Regions from separate parts of the Homo sapiens genome. Here all the other regions are linked to region 3. Evidence: chromatin loops called from intact Hi-C (ENCODE). Cell type or tissue: CD4-positive, alpha-beta T cell. All regions are shown on one strand. Region 1 holds the start of PPP2R3B (protein phosphatase 2 regulatory subunit B''beta). Region 2 holds the start of CRLF2 (cytokine receptor like factor 2). Region 3 holds the start of SLC25A6 (solute carrier family 25 member 6).

The links. A loop is a pair of places that touch in the nucleus more often than their neighbours do. Peaks named below come from ENCODE experiments on the same cell type or tissue, not always from the same donor. Only the 100,000 strongest peaks of a DNase experiment are listed, where the experiment ranks them.
Region 1: it touches region 3 in a loop (10-fold over the local background); 3 of 110 quality-filtered maps call a loop at or near these places.
Region 2: it touches region 3 in a loop (4-fold over the local background); 6 of 110 quality-filtered maps call a loop at or near these places.

What each region holds. Positions count from the first base shown.
Region 1 is chrX:383,976-391,975 of GRCh38, forward strand. PPP2R3B (protein phosphatase 2 regulatory subunit B''beta) reads right to left here and starts at 2,932. Exons shown (of 13, transcript NM_013239.5): 1 at 2,393-2,932. The coding sequence starts at 2,716. In CD4-positive, alpha-beta T cell, no CTCF peak of the experiment used is centred here; DNase peaks (open chromatin) are centred at 2,406 and 3,306; H3K4me3 peaks cover 1,842 bases; H3K27ac peaks cover 1,040 bases.
Region 2 is chrX:1,204,703-1,212,702 of GRCh38, forward strand. It overlaps CRLF2 (cytokine receptor like factor 2), which reads right to left and starts at 7,947. Exons shown (of 8, transcript NM_022148.4): 1 at 7,854-7,947; 2 at 4,104-4,206; 3 at 1,731-1,897. The coding sequence starts at 7,932. RefSeq lists enhancers at 1-659, 494-997, 660-1,507. In CD4-positive, alpha-beta T cell, no CTCF peak of the experiment used is centred here; DNase peaks (open chromatin) are centred at 1,389, 3,499 and 3,939; H3K4me3 peaks cover 3,054 bases; H3K27ac peaks cover 1,059 bases.
Region 3 is chrX:1,387,831-1,395,830 of GRCh38, forward strand. SLC25A6 (solute carrier family 25 member 6) reads right to left here and starts at 4,283. Exons shown (of 4, transcript NM_001636.4): 1 at 4,069-4,283; 2 at 1,411-1,897. The coding sequence starts at 4,179. LOC124900597 (serine/arginine repetitive matrix protein 1-like) reads left to right here and starts at 4,178. Exons shown (of 5, transcript XM_011546186.2): 1 at 4,178-4,401; 2 at 4,512-4,933; 3 at 7,300-7,718. The coding sequence starts at 4,178. RefSeq lists enhancers at 3,547-4,142, 4,143-4,737, 4,181-4,783. In CD4-positive, alpha-beta T cell, a CTCF peak has its summit at 4,198; DNase peaks (open chromatin) are centred at 1,614, 2,920, 3,871, 4,431 and 1 weaker place; H3K4me3 peaks cover 2,748 bases; H3K27ac peaks cover 1,281 bases.

The DNA.
Region 1 (8,000 bases), 1.0 Mb before region 3:
AAAAGGTTAAAATCAACATCGTAAGACTGACAGAACAGACTCTGTGGCAAACAAGACCAAGGGCCACCTGAGGTGAGGGTTAAGTCACACACCGCCTACACTTAAAGAATAAACTACAGTTCCAACTGCCAAAGCATTTCTTTTTCTCCAGCAGCTAAATGTCCTTTTAGGTTATTCACTAGAGACCTCTGCAGAAACTCGTTTTTGAGATTCAAGAAGTAAATAAAGGATGTTTTTCTTTTTCTCTATTGCTTATCTTGGCCTCAAGCTCGCGCACGCAAGAAGACTCTCTCTCTCTCTCTCTCTCTATATATATATATATACTTTTTTTTTTTTTTTGAGACAGGGCCTTCCTCTGTTGCTCAGGCTGGTGAGCAGTGGTGCAATCTCAGCTCACAGTAATCTCCGACTCCCAGCTTCAAGCATTTCTCCTGCCTCAGCCTCCTGAGTAGCTGAGACTTCAGGTGCGCCACCACGCCTGGCTAATTTGTGTATTTTTAGCAGAGATGGGGTTTCGCCATGTTGCCCAGGCTGGTCTCGAACTCCTGAACTCAAGTGATCTGCCTGCCTCCAACTCCCAAATGCTGGAATCACAGGCGTGAGTCACCATGCCTGACCAATATAAACAATATTAAAACACCTGCAGCTTCCTGTCAGATCCTGATGAACAGACCCCTCTGTTCCACCAGCCGTAACTACAGCTTTGACTGGGAAAAGACTGATTCCAGGCCAGGTGTGGTGGCTCACGCCTGTCATCCCAGCACTTTGAGAGGCTGAGGCGGGTGGATCACCTGAGGTCAGGAGTTTGAGACCAGTCTAGCCAACAAGGTGAAAGCCTGCCTCTACTAAAAATACAAAAATTAGCCGGGGGTGGTGGTGTGCGCCTGTAATCACAGCTACTCGGGAGGCTGAGGGAGGAGAATCGCTTGAACCCGGGAGGCGGAGGTTGCAGTGAGCTGAGATTGCACCATTGCATCTCAGCCTGGGTGAGAGTGAGAATCTGTCTCAAAAAAAAAAAAAAAAAAAAAAAACTGATTGCAATCACTTTATCCTGGTAACTACTCACCACGGACTGGTTCTGGCCGGTTGACAGAGGCTGCAGAGTTGCTTCACCTTTTGACCTAGGGGGCCTAACCATAATGCATTTAAATGTTAAGTCTCCGCTCCAAGGTGAACTCGGGAGTAGGTAACATGCATGTTTGTTCAATACCCATGCGTCAGGACACCCTTGGTGAATATCCATAGCTCTTCCTATAACTTCTTGAATATATACACTTGGCCAACCCACTCAGCATAAATTCCCGTCTCATCTTTTCTTCCCTCCAAGTGCTTGTTTTTAGTTTTCTTTTTTTTTTTTTTTTTTTTTTTTTTGAGATGGAGTCTTGCTCTGGTGCCCAGGCTGGAGTGCAGCCTCTGCCTCCTGGGTTCCAGTGATTCTCCTGCCTCAGCCTCCCGGGTAGCTGAGATTACAGGTACATTAGCCAGAGGCTGCGCTTCTCACCTGCGGTGTATAATCACCTTCTATGAAATAAATGGCGTTTCTTCTAAGAAATACAGTGGGATTTTGGGAGGCCGAAGCGGGAGGATTGCTTGGACCCAGGAATTCCAGAGCACTCTAGGTAACATAGCAAGACCTCGTCTCTGCAAAAATAAATAAATAAATAAATAAACAAAAATTAGCCTGGCGTGATGGTGCACGCCTGTAATCCCAGCTACTGGGGAGGCTGAGGCAGGAAGTCCAACTGTGTTTGCGCCACTGCACTCCAGCCTAGGAGACAGAGCAAGACCCTGTCTCCAAAGAATTGTAAAATAAATAAAAAACGGACCAGGCGCAGTGACTCACGTCTGAAATCCCAGCACTTTGGGAGGCCAAGGCGGGAGGATCACTTGAGGTCAGGAGTTCGAGACCAGCCTGGCCCACATGGGGGAAACCCAGTCTCTACTAAAAATACAACATCAGCCAGGCGTGGTGGCACGTGCCTGTAAGTCCCAGCTCCTCGGGAGCCTGAGGCAGGAGAATCGCTTGAACCTGGGAGGCAGAGGTTGCAGTGAGCCAAGATCGCGCCATCGTACTCCAGCCTGGGCAACAGAGCAAAACTCTGTCTCAAAATTAAAACAAATTAAAATAATAAAATAAAATAAAATAGGAAGCCTTTCTACCTTTATAAATTGTGTGATTTTTAGGTTAACAACTGTCAATGACGGAATGTTCAGTACGTGGGACTTTCTTGTCTGTATGTGTGTGGTGGGGGGGGTCGGGGCGGGGAACAGACTCAATATGAAACCGTTTTGGGGTCTGACGCTCGCCCACCAGCCTCCATCGCGCAGCCACACGCCCACTATGCGACCAGAGCCACCTGCGCAGTTGTTAGCAGAAGGAAGAGTAACTTACTACTCTCGTCCCTGCGGATCTACGGGTGCCTCGAACGTGGGGCGCGTTCCTGGGGCTGGAGGCGGCGCCCAGGGGCAGCGCAGGGCCCGGCCCGGGGGTTCCCGGGGGTTCGAGCCCGCTGGGCCGGGGGGCGGCGAGCGGGGCTGTGGGCCAGGCCCCGGGCTGCTCCCCGTCCCCCGGGGTCGGCTGGTCCCGCCCGGGCGCCTTGATCCGGCGCAGGCAGTCCTGCAGCATCCGCTGCGTGCTGGCCTCGCTGAGCCAGTACAGGAACAGCTCGTCCACCTTCATCTTCAGGACCGGCTGCAGCACTTTGCCGGGCGGCATGGCGGGGGCTGGGCCCGCGGCGCCCCCGGACGCCCGCGCCCCGCCCCGCCCCGGGGGCTTCGGTCCGCCCCGGACCGACCTCGGTGATGCGAGCACGGCCCGCTGAGGGGGCGCGGCGCAGGGAACAGGGCCCGCGCCTCGGGAACTGCGCGGACTCGCGGGGCGCGGGGACCGAGGAGGGGGCGCGGTCCGGCCCGCGCTGCTCAGGGCAGCTTCAAAACGGGCGCGCCGGCCGCGCTCCCAAACAAGGGCGCCCGCGTTCACGTCACTGCGTCGCGTCATCGCGACGATGTCATCACGAGGCGACGCCGCCGCTAGCCACGCGCGCCCCGCGGCCCTCGGAGCTTTTGCAGGAGGCTTTGGTGGGGCCGAGCGGCTGCGGTGAGGACGAGGGAGGGGCTGTGGCGGCCGTACCGCCCGAGCTCTTTCTGCGTTTAGGATTTTTAGAGGCGCGGCCCATGGCGGCGTGGCAGTCCTAGAGCTGCGGAAATGCGAGCATGCGCAATGCGTGCCTGCCAGAGCGAGGAGAGGGTGGAACCTCCGCATGGAGCATGCGCCGTGCATAGCGGTGGAGGAGCGGAGTTCGGGAGGCCGGTCGGGTGAGCGTGCGCAATGGCTGCCCGCGGGGCGCAAGCCAGAGGCTGGGAGGTGTGTGAGCGGGTGGGGCTGGAGGACGGGAGTGCGCCTGCGCAGTGGGAGGCACCGGGAACGAGCGAGCATGCGGGGTGCGCGCCCGCCGAGCTCGGGAGCGAGCGTGCGTCCTACGGGAGCGCGCGAGGAAAAGATCAAACTTTTCAATAACAGCGGGCTACCTGGGACCCAAAGGGCCCCGTTTACTTTAGCTTTGCTTATCAAACAGTAGAGACAGGTTGGAGGAGTTGGACCCCTTTAAACGTTGGTGTTCAGGGATGAGCGTGAAGTGCGTTGAAAATTGCAAAAATCATCCACGTCCAGGGAGGTGACATTAGTTAAATAACTTTACCCAATGGTCGTTTTTGTTTCTGCTTTTAACAGTATCCATAAAAACACTGCATTATCATCTGTCTGGCACACATGCACCTGTTTCCTTTACATCTTGCCCCGCTTTTTATTCATTTTTTATCAAAATAGGGTTTCACCTGGTGTTGCACCCTGTTAGAGAGTAATTTCAAGGTCTTTTATGAGCCAGGTTCTCCTACTTCTGAGCTGCATAAATCGAGCCAGACTCAATAAGTAACCCTTGGCCGGGCGCGGTGGCTCAAGTCTGTAATCCCGGCACTTTGGGAGGCTGAAGCGGGCAGATCACGAAGTCAGGAGTTCGAGACCAGCCTGGCCAGCATAGTGAAACCGCCCCCACCATCTCTACTAAAAATAGAAAAATTAGCCGGGCATAGTAGCGTGTGCCTGTAGTCCCAGCTACTCGGGAGGCTGTGGCGGGAGAATTGCTTGAACCCAGGAGGTGGAGGTTGCAGTGAGCTGAGATCACACCATTGCACTCCAGCCTGGGCGACAGAGCCAGACTTTGTCTCAAAAAAAAAAAAAATAACTCTTTTTTTAGTTTTATTTTTTTTTTGAGTTGGAGTCTCGCTCTGTCGCCCAGGCTGGAGTGCGATGGCAAGATCTCAGCTCACTGTAACCTCCGCCTCCCGGGTTCAAGGGATCCTCCTGCCTCAGCCTCCCGAGTAGCTGGGATTACAGGCGCCCGCCACCACGCCTGGCTAATTTTTGTATTTTTGGTAGAGACAGGGTTTCACCGTATTAGCCAGGATGGTCTCGAACTCCTGACCTCAAGTGATCCACCCGCCTCGGCCTCCCAAAGTGCTGGGATTACAGGCGTGAGCTACCACGCCCGGCCTAAATAACTCTTTTTGTTCGTATGAGACAGGGTTTTGCTCCGTCACCCAGGCTGCGATCTTAGCTGAGTGCAGCCTTGATCTCCTGGCTCAAGCGATCCTCCCACCTCAGCCTTCCAAGCAGCTGGGACAACAGGCATGCGCCACCATGCCTGGCTCATTTTTAATTTTATTGTTTATAGAGACGAGGTGTTGCTGGTCTCACACTCCTGGCCTCAAGCAATCTTCCTGCCTTTGCCTCTGTCTCTGCCTCCCAAAGCGTTGGGATTACAGGCGTGAGCCACCGCACCCGATTTAAATCACTCATAAACGATAGTTTTGTGTTGTGTACATAATGATTTGAATTTCAGTTTGTGTTTCGTGATTGGATATAAAAATCCGAGTGTACTTGGTCAGAAGAGCGCCATCACGCAGGAATTCTGTGAAGTTATTTTTCCTAATTGGGAAGCAACCGTTTGTGTGTGTGTGCGATGCTGTGATTTCTGGAGGGAAGTGAATATATTAATACAGTTCTCTGTTTGAGTATGTATCGGACACAGACGTCTTTTCAAGGAACAAACGTGCTTTTCATTCTGGGTGTTTCGATGAGCTGCGAGTCACTGTTGGAAGCATCACTGCAGTTTTGAGGGGAAAGGGTTTCCTTTGAATGCCTGCACAAGAGGCCTTTCTCTGCCAGGTTACTGGGGCACAGTGTAGTGAGGCCCAGGGCCAACAGGACAGAAATCAACTCAGGGCAGAAACAGAATGCGCCTTCAGTCTGCGCTGGGGCCCGGGGGCCCACTCCGTGCAGGCTTTGCTCTGGGAGAACAAAGAGGTGCTGTCGGGCCCCCAAGGCTGGCAGGGCCTGAGGTGTTGCAGAGTTTGCTGGGATGTGGCCAGCTGCAATTATCCAAGCTGCTCCACAGCCGGATGGACGCCCTGCCCATTCGGGTCTGTCCGTCTTGCAGGGGTGGTGGGTGGCCACCAGAATTGTCCTGGGGAGAGAAAGGTGAGGGCAGGCCGGGAGATTGCAGTGGCTCATGCCTGTCATCCCAGCACTTTGGGAGGCCGAGACGGTGGATCACCTGAGGTCAGGGGTTCAAGACCAGCCTGGCCAACATGGTGAAACCCCCGTCTCTACAAAAATACAAAAATTAGCCAGGCACGGTGGCTCACACCTGTCATCCCAGCACTTTGGGAGGCCGAGGTGGTGGATCACCTGAGGTCAGGAGTTCGAGACCAGCCTGGCCAACATGGTGAAACCCCGTCTCTACAAAAATACAAAAATTAGCCAGGCATGGTGGCTCACACCTGTCATCCCAGCACTTTGGGAGGCCGAGGCAGGAGGATTGTTTAAGCCCAGGAGGTCAAGACCAGCCTTGGCAACATGGCGAGCCCCATCTCTAGAGAATATTTAAAAATTAGCTGAGCATCCTGGCGTGTGCCTGTGGTCCCAGCTACTCGGGAGGCTGAGGTAGGAGGATCGTTTGAGCCTGGGAGGTTGAGGCTTCAGTGAGCCGAGATCTCACCACCGCTCTCCAGCCGAGGCAGGAATGAAAGACTCTGTCCCTAAAAGCATTAAATTTTAAAAAGCAGCCAGATATCGTGGCTCACACCTGTTATCCCAGCACTTTGGGAAGCTGAGGTGGGAGGATCACCTGAGGTCAGGAGTTCGAGACCAGCCTGACCAACATGCTGAAACCCCGTCTCTACAAAAATACAAAAATTAGCCAGACGTGGTGGCTCACACCTGTCATCCCAGCACTTTGGGAAGCTGAGGCAGGCAGATCACCTGAGGTCAGGAGTTCGAGACCAGCCTGGCCAACATGGTGAAACCCCGTCTTTACAAAAATAGAAAAATTAGCTGGGCATGATGGCGGGTGCCTGTAATCCCAGCTACTTGGGAGACTGAGGCAGAAGAATCACTTGAACCCAGGAGACAGACGTTGCAGTGAGCCGAGATCACAGCATTGCACTCCAGCCTGGACAGCAGAGCGAGACTCCCTCTCGAAAAAATAAAAATAAAAATAAAATAAAAAGCGAGAATGGGGAGGGAAGAGTAGCGAGGAAGATTCCGGAAGACTCTGCTCCTCTGTGGGATGTAGGTCCAGGAACAAAGAGCTGGGTCAGCGCTTCCCAGGGAGGTGAGGAAGGAGGGAGCCACAACGGTTGTAGAGGGAGAGAAGCTCCTTCCTTCATCCACCTGAGCCCGGGTCTCCTGTGTGGCCACAGCCTCTGCAGCCTCTGCCCCACCTGCAGCTGCTCAGAAATGCAAACTCACCCACTGTATGACATGCTCTGGATCTCAGTCGGCCTTCGCCCCGCAGACCTGGGTGGTTGATCGAACACTAAAGCTCCAGACCTGGAGATGCCTCAGAGGAAGCACCTGGCAAGTAGGATCTCCCTGGTCCTGCGCCGACCCAAAGCTCCCAGCTAGGTGCGTGCAGTGAGAGGTCAAAGAGGGATCAAGTTTATATCTGCCGCTTGCATTCCGCACGATGACTTAAAACAAACAAACAAAACAAACAAACAAAAAAAAACAAAAAACCCAGCCGAGCACAGTGTCATCCCAGCACTTTGGGAGGCCGACAGGGGTGGATCACGAGGTCAAGAGATCGAAACCAGCCTGGCCAACGTGGTGAAACCCCGTCTCTACTAAAAATACAAATATTAGCTGGGCGTGGTGGCGGGCACCTGTAACCCTAGCAACTCGGGAGGCTGAGGCAGGAGAATCACTTGAACCCGGGAGGCGGAGCTTGCAGTGAACAGAGATCATGCCCCTGTACTCCAGCCTGGCGACAGAGCGAGACTCTGTCTCAAAATGAATAAATAAATAGGAAAGTAGTGTGGGTCTGCATTCTGCAGGTTTTGGAAACACATTTCCGAGTGCATATTTCAGGTGAGGAGAGGTGGGGACTCCAGGCAGCGTGCACAGTTTAGACTCTAACCGTGGGCCGGGAGTGGTGGCTCACTCCTATAATCCCAGCACTTTGGGAGGCCGAGGTGGGCGGATCACAAGGTCAGGAGTTCGAGACCAGCCTGGCCAATATGGTGAAGCCCCATCTGTACTAAAAATCCAAAAATTAGCCAGATGTGGTGGCGTGCACCTGTCATCCCAGCTACTGGGGAGGCTGAGGCAGGAGAATCGCTTGAACCCGGTGGAGGCGGAGGTTGCAGTGAGCCGAGATCGCGCTGCTGTACTCCAGCCTGGGTGACAGAGCGAGACTCCCTCCCAAAAAAAGAAACCACCGTAACTGTGGCAGTAAGAGGCCAGGAACTCTCACAGATACCTCGTCCAAAACCGGCAAAGGAGAGGATGGAACATTTGCTGTAGAGGTTTTCCTGCCTCTTCATAACTCCTTGAGGCTGTGTCCTCATCCATCTTCCAGAAACCAAAAACCCTTCACACATCGCCCCTTTTGTCCCGAGCGGCGCCCGCTGCCACCTGCTTGGCAAAATAAAACGTAAGTGGA
Region 2 (8,000 bases), 180 kb before region 3:
TTTTAATAGAGACGGGGTTTCACCACGTTGGCAAGGCTGGTCTCGAACTCCAGACCTCAAGTGATCCGCCCGCCTTGGTCTCCCAAAGTACCGGGATTACAGGGGTAAGCCACCACCCTGGGCCTTATTTATTTTTAAATAATGAATTTATAAATCGCCCAGGCTGGAGTGCAGTGGCACCAACGTGGCTCACTGCAGCCTCTGCCTCCCAGGTTCAAGCAATTTCCCTGCCTCAGCCTCCCGAACAGCTAGGATTACAGGCATGCGCCACCAGCCCGGCTAATTTTTTGTTTGTTTGTTTGTTTGTAGAGATGGGGTTTCACCATGTTGGTGAGGCTGGTCTCGAACTCCAGACCTCAAGTGATCCGCCCGCCTTGGCCTCCCATAGTGCTGGGATTACAGGCGTGAGCCACCGCGCCCCGCCTTTAATTCATTCCCTTAAATCACAGTCTCCCGGGGTCATCTGGTCTCCCCACTGGGGGCAGATTCAATCCCCAACCAGTGTGCGTGTAAGAGGGAACTTCCTGGAAGGCCGGTTTCTTCCCACTTGGAGTGAGGAGCTGGGCACCGGGCTCTAGTGGCCAATGGTCCATGAGCTTGATTTTCAGAACTTAACTGAAAGTAACTGAAGGTAAGGAGATGAAGGGGTACTGAAAAGTGTGCTGGGATTGCTTTTCAATCGTTACGGTAATCATTGATCCCGCGACTTGCGAGAGCTTGCTTTTCGGTACTTATGATAATCAGCTGAAGGAAGTACTGAAAAGCATGCTGAGCTTGCTTTTCAATTGTTATGGTAATCATTGATCCCGCGACTTGCGAGAGCTTGCTTTTCAGTACTTATGGTAATAAGCTGAAGGAAATACTGAAAAGCATGTTGAGCTTGCTTTTCAATAGTTACGGTAATCATGGATCCGGTTATTTGCATGAGCTTTTTTATTTATGGCAATAAGCTGAAGGAAGTAGTGAAAAGGATGCTGGGCTGCTTTTCAATAGTTACGGGAATCTGATCCTGCGACTTGCTAGAGCTTGCTTTTCAGTACTTATGGTAATAAGCTGAAGGAAGTACTGAAAAGCATGGTGAGCTTGCTTTTCAATAGCTACGGTAATCACTGATCCAGTGACTTGCATGAGCTTGCTTTATCAGTACTTATGGTAATAAGCTGAAGGAAGTACGAAAAGCATGGTGAGCTTGCTTTTCAATAGTTATGGTAATCATGGATCCGGTAATTTGCATGAGCTTTTCAGTACTTATGGTAATAACCTGAAGGAAGTAGCGAAAAGTAGGCTGGGTTGCTTTTCAGTGGTTACGGTAATCATTGATCCAGCGACTATCATGAGATTGCTTTTCGGTACTTACGGTAATCAGCTGAAGGAAGTAGTGAAAAGCGTGCTGAGCTTGCTTTTCAATTATTACGGTAATCATGGATCCGACGATTTACGTGAGCTTTTCAGTACTTACGGTAATAAGCTGAAGGAAGTACTGAAAACTATGCTGAGCTTCCTTTTCAATAGTTACGGGAATCATTGATCCCGCGACTGGCTGGAGCTTGGTTTTTCGTTACTTACAGTAATAAGCTGCAGGAAGTACTGAAAGGCATGGTGAGCTTGCTTCTCAATAGTTAACGGTAATCATGGATCCGGCGATTTGCATGAGCTTGGTTTTCAGTCCTTGTGGTAATAAGCTGAAGGAAGTACTGAAAAGCATGGTGAGCTGGCTTTACAATACTTACGGTAATAAACCATCCAGCGACTTGCGGTGAAAACGGGGTGCGTCCCATTCCTGATGGAGAAATAGAGAATGTCGTCTCGCTGCTCTGCGTCTAGGAGGCACCCCGAAGTGTGACCTTCCTGGAGAAGGTAGTTGGTGCACTGGTCATAGGCCTCATCACCGTTGAATCTGTGGTTTAAAACGATGACCATTCAGCAACAAAACAAAAAAGCATGTCTTATTTATTTAGAGATGGGGTCTTGCTCTTGTCGCCCAGGTTGGAGTGCAATGGCGCGATCTCAGCTCACTGCAACCTCTGCCTCCCGGGTTCAAGCAATTCTCCTGTCTCAGCCTCCTGAGTAGCTGGGATTACAGGCACCTGCCACCATATACAGCTAATTTTTGTAGTTTTACTGGAGACAGGGTTTCACCATGTTGGGGCCAGGCTGGTCTGGAACTCCTGACCTCAGGTGATCCATACACCTTGGCCTCCCAAACTGCTGGAATGAGAGGTGTGAGCTACCACACCGGCTTTTTTTTTTTTTTTTTTTTTAAGATGGTGTCTCGCTCTGTCCCTGAGGCTGGAGTGCAGTGGCACGATCTCGGCTCATTGCAATCTCTGCCTCCCGGGTTCAAGCGATTCTCCTGCCTCTGCCTCCTGAGTAGCTGGGATTACGGGCACGCACCACCACCCCCAGCTAATTTTTGTGTTTTTAATAGAGATGGGATTTCGCCATGTTGACCAGGCTGGTCTCGATCTCCTGACCTCAGGTGATCCACCCGCCTCGGCCTCCCAGAGTGCTGGGATTACAGGCGTGAGCCACCGCGCCCGGCCGTTTTTTTATTTGTTCGTTTGTTTTTTGAAACAGAGTTTTGTTCTTGTTGCCCAGGCTGGAGTGCAATGGCGTGATCTCGGCCCACTGCAACCTCTGCCTCCCGGATTCAAGCGATTCTCCTGCCTCAGCCTCCCAAGTTGCTGGGATTACAGGCGCACGCCCCCGCGCCCGGCTAATTTTTTTGTATTTTTAGTAGAGACGAGGTTTCACCATGTTGGCCAGGCTGGTCTTGAACTCCTGACCTCAGGTGATCCACCCCCCCCCCCCTCAGCCTCCCAAAGTGCTGGGATAACAGGCATGAGCCAACACCCCCCCCAAGAACTGCCCCTTTTACAGAGGAAGAAACTGAGCTGAATTCTGCAACTACGTGCAAAATCCAGCACTTTTTTTTTTCTTTTTGTGAGGTTTTTGTTTTGTTTTGTTTTGTTTTTGAGACAGTCTCGCTCTGTCGGCCAGGCTGGAGTGCAATCTCGGCTCACCGTGAACTCCGTCTCCCAGGTTGAAGCGATTCTCTTGCCTCAGCCTCCTGAGTAGCTGGGATTACAGGCACCTGCCGCCACGCCCGGCTAGTTTTTGTATTTTTAGTAGAGTTGGGGTTTCACCATGTTGGCCAGGATGGTCTGGAACTCCTGATCTCAGATGATCCACCCACCTCGGTCTCCCAACGGTGAGTCTTATTTTCCAAATAACTTCGTTTTAAAATTTCCCTGTTCTGTACGCTTTGCCGTTTATCTCTTTTGTTATCAAACTGAAGAATCATCCACCCATGATTAAATTTATTGGAAAAACCCTTCCTGCAATGTTCGTACGCATACTTCTGGGTGTCTAACTAAGCCAAAGTAAAAATAAAAATAAAGTCACATCAGGGAGACACAGGGTTGGGGGTAGCCCCGGGTAAGGCTGTGAAATGTTTCAGAGACTGAGTCTTTCCCTCCCCGGCTGCCTAGCAGATAAGACTTAAAGTTCACCCAGAGCTCTGGGTGAACAAAACTCTCTGTTAATCTCCCGTGAAGAATCTAGGTGATTTTCAGTCCGGATGCCGTGGCTCACGCCTGTCATCCCAGCACTTTGGGAGGCTGAGGCAGGTGGATCACATGAGGTCAGGAGTTTGAAACCGGCCTGACCAATATGGTGAATCACCATCTCTACTAAAAATACAAAAATTAGCTAGGCATGGTGGCAGGTGCCTGTAATCCCAGCTACTCGGGAGGCTGAGGCAGGGGAATGGCTTGAACCCGGGAGGCAGAGGTTGCAGTGAGCCGAGATTGCGCCACTGCACTCCAGCGTGGCAACGGAGTGAGACTCCGACTCAAAATAAAAACAAACAAAAAAAAGAATGTAGTTGATTTTGACAGTGAGTCAGCCATCCCTTGGCAAGAAGGTTTGGGGCAATGAGATTGTGGTTGTGGTGAGGGCTGAGGGTTTCACAGAACAAACATTCCGGCTTGCACAGTCTGATGCTTTACACTTTTGTTCTCAAGCATTCCCAATCGCTGACGGCTCAGAAGAGCGATTTTGAGCCCCCTGGGCGTGGGGTTCGCTTTCTGGGGGCCACTTACCTGTAGTGGAAAGTCAGGTTGGTCCTGGAGTATTTGCTGGCATTCCATGTCACCTGCACGGTTTCTAAATTGAAGTAGATGATCTGAATCTGTACTCCTTCTGCTAGACACAGAGAGACGCATGAAGTTCACGGTGAGGCAACTCTATTTTTTTATTTTTTTAAATTTATTTTTCTTTTTGAGACAGAGTCTCACTCTGTTGCCCAGGCTGGAGTACAATGGCACGATCTCGGCTCACTGCAACCTCCGCCTCCCGGGTTCAAGCGATTCCCCTGCCTCAGCCTCCCGAGTAGCCGGGATTACAGGCACCTGTCACCACACCTGGCTAATTTTTTGTATTTTTAGTAGAGACGGGGTTTCACCGTGTTAGCCAGGATGGTCTCGATCTCCTGACCTCATGATCCACCCGCCTCGGCCTCCCAAAGTACTGGGATTACAGGCGTGAGCCACCGCGCCTGACGTATTGTATTGCATTGTATTGCATTGTATTGTAGTGTAGTGTAGTGTAGTGTAGTGTAGTGTAGTGTAGTGTAGTGTATTGTGTGAGACAGACTCTCACTCTGTCACCCAGGCTGGACTGCAGTGGCGCAATCTCGGCTCACTGCAAGCTCCGCCTCCCGGGTTCACGCCATTCTCCTGCCTCAGCCTCCCGAGTAGCTGGGGCTACAGGTGCCCGCCACCATGCCTGGATAATTTTTTGTACTTTTAGTAGAGATGGGGTTTCACTGTGTTAGCCAGGATGGTCTCGATCTCCTGACCTCGTGATCCGCCCGCCTCATCCACCTAAAGTGCTGAGATTGCAGGCGTGAGCCACCGCGCCCGGCTGCTTTTGTTTTTGTTTTTGCAAAAGGTAAGTTCACCCACTAGTGCCATGCACAGATGTATCTGTATAGATCAATCATGTATCCAACAACACATCCCCTGTGGATACCTAAGGTGGCATCGGAAACTGTCCCCATCGATCCACCTTACTGTCTTTCTCAAAACACCACACACACCAACTTCAGAAATGGACTGGCCAGGTGCAGCGGCTCACGTCTGTAATCTTAACACTGGGAGGCCGAGGCGGGTGGATCACCCGAGGTCAGGAGTTCGAGACCAGCCTGGCCAACATGGTGAAACCCCGTCTCTACTAAAAACACAAAAAAATGAGCTGGACATGGTGGTGGGTACCTGTAATCCCAGCTACCTGGGAGGCTGAGGCAGGAGAATGGCTTGAACTCAGGAGGCAGAGGTTGTAGTGAACCGAGATCGTGTCACTGCACTCCAGCCTGGGTGACACAGCAAGACTCCCTATCAAAAAAAAAAAAGAAAAGAAAAGAAAAGAAAAGAAAAGAAAAGAAATGGGCCAACCGTAAAGAAGACTTTCTACGTTTGCTAGGAAGGTTGCATAGACTTCAGTAGGTTTGATGTTTCAAGAGGTCTGGGTTTGTAATTCCGAACAGGGACAATGGAAATATTTTAGAATTGAGCAAACATGTAATGATATTTTGCATAATGAAAGCCAAGTCTCTTTTTTTTATTTTGAGACAGAGTCTCGCTCTGTCGCCCACGCTGGAGTGCAGTGGTGCGATCCCGGCTCACTGCAAGCTTTGCCTCCCGGGTTCATGCCATTCTCCTGCCTCAGCCTCCCAAGTAGCTGGGACTACAGGCACCTGCCACCATGCCCGGCTGATTTTTTGTATTAGTACAGACGGGGTTTCACCGTGTTAGCCAGGATGGTCTCCATCTCCTGACCTTGTGATCCGCCCACCTCGGCCTCCCAAAGTGCTGGGATTACAGGCATGAGCCACAGCGCCCGGCCAAGTCTCTCACTGTCAAAGAAGTCAGTTACAGGTTTGGAAAGATGGGGTACAGTGAACCTTGTCATGTTGGGTTCTAAGTGGAGGTATCTGGAGGATAGATAGATACAGATAGATAGATAAATGGTAATGTTAGATAGATAGAATTATATAGATGATGATAGAAATAGTTAGACAGACAGACACAGATAGATAGGGATGGGTAGGTAGATGGATGAATCAATGGACAGGTGGGTGTATAGGTGGAAGACAAGTGGATGGGTGGGTGGATGGGTGAGTGGATGGATGAATAAATGGATGAACAGATACACAGGTGAATGGGTGGATGGGTGGATGGATGCATGGATAGATGGATACATAGATGTGTACATGGATGGGTGGATGGATGGATGGATGAGTGGATGAAAGTGTGGGTGAATGCATAGGTGGATGGATGGTTTGATGGGTGGGTGGATGGATGTGTTGGTGGATGGATGGATAGATGGATAAGTGGATGAAAGGATGGGTGGGTGGATGAGTGAGTCAGTGGATAAATAAATGGATGAACAGATACATAGGTGAATGGATGGATGGATGGATGGATGGATGGATGCATGGATAGATGGATACGTAGATGTGTACATGGATGGGTGGGTGGGTGGATGGATGGGTGGATGGATGGATGGATGGATGGATGGATGGATAAGTGGATAAAAGTGTGGGTGAATGCATGGATAGATGGATGTATTGGTGGGTGGATGGGTGGATGGGTGGATGGATGGATGGATGGATGGATGGATGGATGGATGGATGGATAAGTGGATAAAAGTGTGGGTGAATGCATGGATAGATGGATGTATTGGTGGATGGATGGGTGGATGGGTGGATGGATGGATGGATGGATGGATAAGTGGATAAAAGTGTGGGTGAATGCATGGATAGATGGATGTATTGGTGGATGGATGGGTGGATGGATGGATGGATGGATAAGTGGATAAAAGTGTGGGTGAATGCATGGATAGATGGATGTATTGGTGGATGGATGGGTGGATGGATGGATGGATGGATAAGTGGATAAAAGTGTGGGTGAATGCATGGATGGATGGATGTATTGGTGGATGGATGGGTGGATGGGTGGATGGATGGATGGATGGATGGATAAGTGGATAAAAGTGTGGGTGAATGCATGGATAGATGGATGTATTGGTGGATGGATGGGTGGATGGATGGATGGATGGATAAGTGGATAAAAGTGTGGGTGAATGCATGGATGGATGGATGTATTGGTAGATGGATGGGTGGATGGGTGGATGGATGGATGGATGTATTGGTGGATGGATGGGTGGATGGGTGGATGGATGGATGGATGGATGATAGATGGGTGGATGGGAGGATGGATAGATAACAGCTGGGTGGATGGTGGATGGATGGATGAGTGAATGAAAGGTTGGGTGGACGGATGGCTGGGTGGGTTGATGGGTGGGTGAATGTATGAGTGGATGAATCGTTTGATAGATGGGTGGATGGATATATTAGTGGATGGATCAATGAATAATAGATGGATGGATAGTGGATGGATGGGTGATTAATGGGAAAAGATAGATGAGATACATTGATGGATAGATTAAAAATGAATATATCTACCAATCAATCAATCAATAGATAGACACACACACGCACACATACAGTTCCTAGTTCTGGCCACCGAAAGCTCATATAAGCAGTGGATATTCCGGGAGCAATAAGTATACTTAATATTCATGTATTTACTTATAAATATGTTTTGTCCCAGCTACTTGAGAAGCTGAGGCAGGAGAATTGCTTGAACCCGGAAAAAAAAAAAAAAAAAAAAGAAAAGAAGAAAGAAACCTCCATGCTCATTGTTTAAGTTTTACAAAATAAAGAGTGCCTGGTTGCAAAGCAAACCACAAACCAAAATACAACAAGAAGAGGGTGTTTAAATAATTACCTGCTCCTCCTTGCCCCAAAGCCATCCAGCCTCCCAGCAGAAAGACGGCAGCTCCCCACAGCAGAACCAGCCGCCCCATGCCTGAAACAGGAGTGGAGAGTGAGGTCCTCAGGGACCTACAACGAACAGATCACTCATGACTCATAA
Region 3 (8,000 bases):
TAAAGGAGGCCAGTAGGGTGGGCCCTGATCCTACGACCCCAGTGTCCTTCTAAAAAGAGATGAGGACACAGACACACGGAGGGATGACCCTGTGAGGACACAGGGAGAAGACGGTGTCTACAAGCCAAAAAGAGAGGCCTCAGAAGGAACCAGCCCTGCCCACTCCTTGATGTCAGACTTCCAGCCTCCAGGACTCCGGGAGAATCAATGTCTGCTGTTTATAAGCCACCCAGTCTATAGTATTGTTTTAGGAGCCTGAAATGGACTAAGACACCTCATAAGAAGAGCAGATAAGGACACAGACACACACAGAGGGATGACCCTGTGAGGACACAGGGAGAAGACGGCGTCTACAAGCCCAGGAGAGAGGCCTCAGGAGGAACCAGCCCTGCCCCACACCTTGATCTCAGACTTCCAGACTCCAGGATTATGGAAGAATCAATGTCTGTTGTTTACAGTCCACCCACTCTATGGTATTCTGTGATAGCAGCCTCAAATGGACTAAGACATCTCATCAGAAGAGGACACGAGGACACAGACACACACAGAGGGACGACCCTGTGAGGACACAGGGAAGACGGAGTCTCCAAGCCCAGGAGAGAGGCCTCAGGAGGAACCAGCCCTGCCCACACCTGGATCTCAGACTTCCAGCCTCCAGGACTGTGGGAGAATCAATGTCTGTTGTTTCTAAGTCACCCAGTCTATGGTGTTCTGGGATGGCAGCCTGAAATGGACTAAGACATCTCATAACAAGAGATGAGGACACAGACACACACACAGGAAAAAGCCTGAGAAGACAGCATCTCCAAGCCCAGGAGAGAGGCCTCAGGAGGAACCAGCCCTGCCCATGCCTTGGTCTCAGACCTTCAGCCTGCAGGACTGTGGGAGAATCAATGTCTGCTGTTTACAATCCACCCAGTCTATGGTATTCTGTGATAGCAGCCTGAAATGGATTAAGACATCTCATAACAAGAGGAGATGAGGACACAGACACACACAGAGGGACGACCCCGTGAGGGCACAGGGAGAAGACGGCATCTACAAGCCTAGGAGAGAGGCCGCAGGAGGAACCAGCCCTGCCCACACCTGGATCTCAGACCTCCAGCCTCCAGGACTGTAGGAAAATCAATGTCTGTTGTTTATAGTCACCCAGTCTATGGTATTCTGTGATAGCAGCCTGAAATGGATTAAGACATCCCATAAGAAGAGAGGATGAGGACACAGACACACACAGAGGGATGATGCTGTGAGGGCACAGGGAGAAGACGGCGTCTCCAAGTCCAGGAGAGAGGCCGCAGGAGGAACCAGCCCTGCCCACACCTTATCTCAGACCTTCAGCCCACAGGACCCTGGGGGAACGTCTGTGTGTTGAGCCCGTCTCTGGGACTTCGCGATGGCAGCCACACGTACCCTTGGCCGTATCGTACACGCCGAAGTAGGCCGCCCGGTAGATGATGATGCCCTGCACGGAGACACTGAAGCCCTGGTACAGGCCCCGGATGCCGTCGGACTTGGTGATCTTCACCAGGCAGTCTCCCAGGCCTCGGAACTCGCGCTCTGTGCCTGACTTTCCCACGTCCGCTGCCAGGCGGGTTCTGGCGAAATCCAGCGGGTACACGAAGCAGAGGGAGGTCGCGCCGGCCGCACCGCCGGAGGCCAGGTTGCCCGCAAAGTACCTCCAGAACTGCGTGTGCTTGTCCACGCCCCCCAGGAAGATCTGCTTGTACTTATCCTTGAAGGCGAAGTTGAGGGCTTGAGTGGGGAAGTAGCGAATGACGTTGGCAAGGTTGCCCCTCCAGAAGGACAGCACGCCCTGCTCCTTGGGGATGCGGACAATGCAGTCCACGATGCCCTTGTACTGCTTGTCGGCGGCGATCTGCTTGCTGGCGTGCTGGACCTGGGGGACGCAGAGGGTGTTCAGACCAGACCCAGGGCCAACCACCCAGAAACATCCCAGCTACAGGGTGCATCCTTTTTTTGACACAAGTCACTCTTGTTGCCCAAGCTGGAGTGCAATGGGGTGATCAAGTGATTCTCCTGTCTCAGCCTCCCGAGTAGCTGGGACTATAGGCGCCCACCACCACGCCCGGCTAATTTTTTTGCTTATTTAGTAGAGACGAGCGTTCCACCATGTTAGTCAGGATGGTCTCGATCTGCTGACCTCGTGAGCCACCGCACCCGGCTCTTTCTTTTTTTAAAAAGACAAGGTCTCATGCTGTTACCCGGGTTTGAGTGTAGTGGTGCGATCTCACCTCACTGCAGCCTCCAACTCCTGGATTAAGCCATCCTCCCGCCTCAGTCTCCCGAGTACCCGGGTCTACAGATGCACAACCATCAAGCTCCACTAAGTTGAAAAATTACTTTTAGAGATGGAGTCTTGCTACGATGACCAAGCTGCTCTCAAACTCCTGAGCTCAGGTGATCCTCCCTGGGCCTCTTGAAGCGCTGGGACATCCCGCCCTGCTAAGTTTAAAAAAATTTTTTAAGCCGGGCACAGTGGCTCATGCCTGTAATCTCAGCACTTTGGGAGGCTGAGGTGGGTGGATCACGACGTCAGGAGATCAAGAGCATCCTAACACGGTGAAACCCTGTCTCTACTAAAAATACAGAACATTAGCAAGGTGTGGTGGCAGGTGCCTGCTAGGGAGGCTGAGGCAGAATGGCGTGAACCCAGGAGGCGGAGGCTACAGTGAGCCGAGATCGTGCCACTGCACTCCAGCCTGGGCGACAGGGAGAGACTCCATCTCAAAAAAAAAAAAAAAGGTTTTTTTAAGATGTGGGGTCTTGCTATGTTACTCTGGCTGGTCTCAAACGATCCTCCCTGGGCCTCTCCAAGTGCTGGGACACCCCGCCCTGCTAAGTTTAAAAAATTTTCTTAGAGACGGGGTCTTGCTACGTTGCCCTGGCTGGTCTCAAACTCCTGGGCTCAAACGATCCTCCCTGGGCCTCTCCGAGTGCTGGGACACCCCGCCCTGCTAAGTTTAAAACTTTTTCTTAGAGACGGGGTCTTGCTATGTTGCCCTGGCTGGTCTCAAACTCCTGAGCTCAGGCGATCCTCCCTGGGCCTCTCAAAGTGCGGGGACACCCCGCCTGCTAAGTTTTAAAAATTTTCTTAGAGATGGGGTCTTGCTATGTTGTCCTGGCTGGTCTCAAACTCCCGGGACACGCCACCCTGTACTAGGTTTAAAAAATTATCTTAGAGATGCGGTCTTGCTCTGTTGCCCAGGCTGGTCTCAAACTCCTGAGCTCACGCGATCCTCTCCGGGCCTCTCAATGCACTGGGACGTCCTGCTTCGTTAAGTTAAAATAATTTTTTTTGAGGTGAGGTCTTGCTGTGTGGCCCCGGCTGCTCTCAAACTCCTGGCCTCAAGCAATACTCCCCGGGCCTCTCAAAAGCGCTGGGATCGCGGGCGTGACCTGTCCTTGCAGCCAAGCCTATTCATTCCCATCACCGAGCTGTCACTCGGAGTACAACGTTAGCAAGGACGTCCTGGCGGCAATGTTCCTAGGCATCATGCTACTTTCTATAAGCCTCTCCCAAAAGACAAAAAATGCATTGCTCTGGATCAGAATTGCACAAATGAGCTAAGAAGGGGGTAAGAACCACCAATAACCATATCCTGGTTATTCCAGGACACCTGCGGGCAGGCTCGTTGCCCTATTGGCCTTAGAATTACCCTTCACGGTGGAGGGAGCAAGAGCAGACACCTGCCAGGCATCCACCGGAAGGGTTGGTCCCAGCCGGGGGACCCGCAGGATTGAGCTCAAGGTCAAGGCCCGCCAGCCGCAGGGTCCGTCCATGGGCCCTGCTCAGCGCGCATGCGCCCTCCAATCCGTGCCGCATTTCCCCCCGCCCGCCGGGCCCAGTGCGCACGCGTGGACGTCGCCACGCCCTGCAGCAGCGGTCACGTGACGCGGCCCCCGGAAGCCGGCGGCGCGTGGACAAAGCGATCGCGGCCTTCCACTTCCGGCGCCCGCCTGCAAGGCTCTGCTGCCCACGTCCCCGCCCGACCCGGCCACTCGGTTCCCGTCCCCTAGTCCCCGGAGCGGCCGCGCCCGCGTCCCCACCTGCAGCAGCAGCTTGACCCGCTCGATCGGAGCCACGGCCGTCTTGGAGATGGCGGCGGCGATGCCTCCGGCCAAGAAGTCTTTGGCGAAGGAGATGGCCTGTTCCGTCATGGTGGCAGGGCGGGCAGCGGAACGGGAGGACAGCCGGAGAACGGGCGCGGAGAGTGAATGGAGGGCGTCGCTGGCTCAGCCCTGCCGCCGCCTGGACCGAAAGGACGGAGCAGCCACCGCGCAGCCGCTAAGACGCCGACGCCACGCCCACTCTCCGCCCCCGCGCCTCCTCGCGCCGCGCTCATTGGCTGCGCCGCCAGGCCCCGCCCCACACCAGCCTGCGTGCCTCGCCTCTGAGGGCTGCCGGGAATCCCGCTGCGTCCCGCCCCGCACTCCAGCGAACCGCGCCCATTGGCTGCGCTCCCCGGAGACGTCCCGCCCCGCACCCCTAGGTATGCCGGGAGCCAGGCCCCGCCCATGCGCCGTAGGGGCCGCTGGGGGTTCCGCGGCAGCCTTGACCTTGTGAAGGTCAGGCCGCTGCCAGTACCCGAGCGGGCGGGAGGGCAGCTGCGGAGTCAGAAGCCCACCCTGATGCCCAGTTCGCTCCGAGTGCGTCGTCCGCTTTCTCCCGGAGGCCGCGGCGACCCCGCCGGGATGTGCGACATGTGGTGCCCCGACCCCCGACCCTTGACCCTTGACCTCCGGGCAGCTCCGACCCTTTCAACACTCTCCGGGGTCGTGCGTCGGGAGACCCCGGCCCCTGCCCGCGTGCACCCGGGGGGCCCCGCGCGAAGCCTGCGGCGGCTTCCACGTGGGCGCGGCTCAGTCCCGCTGCCGATCCGTGACTCCGCGCCGCCCTCCGCGCCCGGCCTAGGTTGGTGGGGGGGGGATCTCTCTGGGCCTCCGTTCTTTGACCCCGCGGTGCCCTCCGCGCCGGGGCTGGGGGTTCCGTGGGCCGCGCCCACCCGCCCGGGCTCCCCTATTTCCCCGTGTCTGTGCCCGTGTCTGCCCGGCGGGGGCTGCGGCCGGGGTCCTCCTTCGCGACCTCCCACTCCGCCCTTCCTCCCTCCCTCCCTCCCTCCCTCCCGCCTCCCTCCTCCCTCCCTCCCGCCTCCCTCCTCCCTCCTCCCGCCTCCTCTCCCTTCCCGGCTCTCTCCCGCCCGCCCTTTTCTCCCCGTCTCTTCCTTCCCTGCTTGCCTTTGCTTTTTGCTGCTTTCCCGCCTCCCTCCTTTTTCTCCGTCTTTCCGTCTCTGCCTTCGTTTCCCTCCCTCCCTTTTTCTTTCATTTCTCTCTCCCTTTCTCCTTCCTTTCTTGCTACGTTTCTTCCCTCTTTTTCATTTTTTTCCTTCCTTTTTCTGCTTTTCTCCCTCCGCCCTTCCTCTGTTTTTTCTTTGCTCCCTCCCTCTTTTTTCTCCCTCTTTCCGTCTCTCCTTCCCTTTTCCTCTTTCCTTCCCTTCCTCCCTTTTCTGCCTTTCCCTCCTTCCCTCTCTTTTCCTTTTCCTCTTTATTTCCTGTCTCCCTTCCTCTCGTCCCTTTCTCCCCTCTCTCTTTTCCGTTTTTTTTTTCTTTTGAGACAGAGTTTCGCTCTTGTTGCCCAAGCTGGAGTGCAAGCTCCGCCTCCCGGGTTCAAGCGATTCTCCTGCCTCAGCCTCCCAAGTAGCTGGAATGACAGGCATGCGCCACCGCGCCCAGCTAATTTTATATTTTTAGTAGAGACGGGGTTTCGCCATGTTGGTCAGGCTGGTCTCGAACTCCGGACTTCAGGGGATCCGCCCACTTCGGCTTCCCAAAGTGCTGGGATGACAGGTGTGTGAGCCACCACGCCTAGCTGTCTCTTTTCCATTTTTTAATTTTTTTTTCATTTTTCCTCTCTCCCTTTGCCTCTCTTTTTCTTCTTCCTTTTATTCTTTCCTGTCTTGTTCTTTCCTTCCTCTCTGTTTCTCCCTTTCTCCCTGTTTTCCTTTTTTTTTTTTGAGATGGAGACTTGTTCTGTCACCGAGGCTGGAGTGCAGTGGCGTGATCTCAGCTCACTGCAACCTCTGCCTCTCAGGTTCTAGAGATTCTTGTGCCTCAACTTCCCAAGTAGCTGGGATTACAGGTGCCAGCCACCCCACCCGGCTATTTTTTTTTTTAAGGACAGATGGCGTTTCACCATGTTGGCCAGGCTGGTCTTGAACTCCTGACCTCAGGTGATCCGCCCACCTCGGCCTCCCAAAGTGCTGGATTACAGTCGTGCGCCACTGCGTCCCGCCTCCTTTTCTTTTTTCTTCTCTCCTCCGTCTTTTTCTATCCTACCTCCCTGCCTCTTTCCTCTCTCCTCCCTCCTTTTCCTTTTTCTTCTCTCCTCCCTCCCTCCTGTTTTTCTCCATCATTCCCTCTCCCTTCCTTTCTTTTTCTCCCGTTCCCCGTTTGCCTCCCTCCCCTTTTTCTTTCCTGTCTCCCTGTCTCCTTTGCTCTTTTCCTCCCTTTCTCCCGTCCCTCCCTCCCCGCCTTCCTTTTCACTTCTTTCCCTTCCCATTGCTTCCTTGCGTTTCCTGCCTTTCCCTGTCTCTCCCTTTCTTTCCTGCCTTTCCCTGCCTCTCTCTTTCCTGCCTTTCCCCATCTCTCCCTTTCCTGCCTTTCCCTGTCTCTCCCTTTCTTTCCCTCTCCTCCCACTCTCCCTCCTTCCTCCCTTCTTTTCTTTCCTCTTCTTTCCCTGTGTCTTTCTTTTTTCTTTCCTTCTCTCTTCCTTTTCTCTCCCTGTGTCTTTCTCGCTCTTGTTTTTCCTTTCTCTCCTTTGTGTACTGAGAAAATGACAGTCCCCGGCTGTGGGTGGGCAGGAGTGACCCGCCCCAGAGAGCGGGGTCACCCTGGGTGACTCCTGGGTGCAGCTGTGAGCCCTGCCTGAGGCTTTTCCTGACCTCTGGGGAGGGCGGCTCAGCCTGGGGCTGGAGGTTGGGGCCAGCTCTGGAGGCTGGAGTGGCTGCTGGGCGGCGGGACGGGTGTCTCAGAAGTCACTGAGGCATGGGTAGGTCTAACCTTGGGACATTGCTGTGGGGAGGGCTGTGGAGACCAAGCACATTCCTGAGGCTCTGCCAGGGCAGCGGGGGTGGACAGTGTCCCCTGAGGACCCAGGACCAAGCCAGGCTCGCTACAGGGGTCCTGGAATAGAGGACAGAGGCCAGGAGCGCTGTGGGTGCTGGGCAGGGGTGGGGAGTTTGCTGGGGAGCTGCGCCTTACAGACCTGTGTTTGTTTCCCAGCCTCAGCGAGGCCGGGCTGGACGGGGCCCTGGTGCTGGTTTTCAGTGCCTCAGCGAGGCCGGGACCAGAGCTGCTATTTCCAGATGAGGCTGGCTCGCATCTGCTCTGGCCGGGGCTCCAGGCCTGAGCCCTGCAACACGGCGTTCCCTTTCCAAGTCTGCAAAGCCTGTCTTAGGGGAGAGAAGAAGTTTCCTTCCATGCGGGTGGGGACGGCTAACCATGTCCAGACACTGAGACCGGTGCTCTGTGTGCTCAGCCTTCAGCCTGCACTGGCTTGGTGGCTTGGTGACCCGCCAGCAGGGTGGTGCTGTCTGTGGGCTCTGCTCAAGCTCCTCTCAGAGCCAGGAGGATGCCCGCCTGCTTGGGCCTGGCTCCCAGGATGTGCTTGGCAAATGCTTCTGGGATGGATGGATGGATGGGTGAGTGGATAACGGATGGATGGATAATGGATAGATGGATAATGGATAGATGGATGGATGGATGGATGATGGATGGATGGATAATGAATGGGTGGGTGGATGGATGGATGTGCTCGATCGGCAAATGCTTCTGGAATGGATGGATAATTGGATGGGTAATGGGTGGGTGGATGGATAATGGATGGATGGATGGATAATGGATGGATGGATGGATAATGGATAGATGGATGGATAATGTATAGATGGATGGATGATGGATGGATGGATGGATAATGGGTGGAT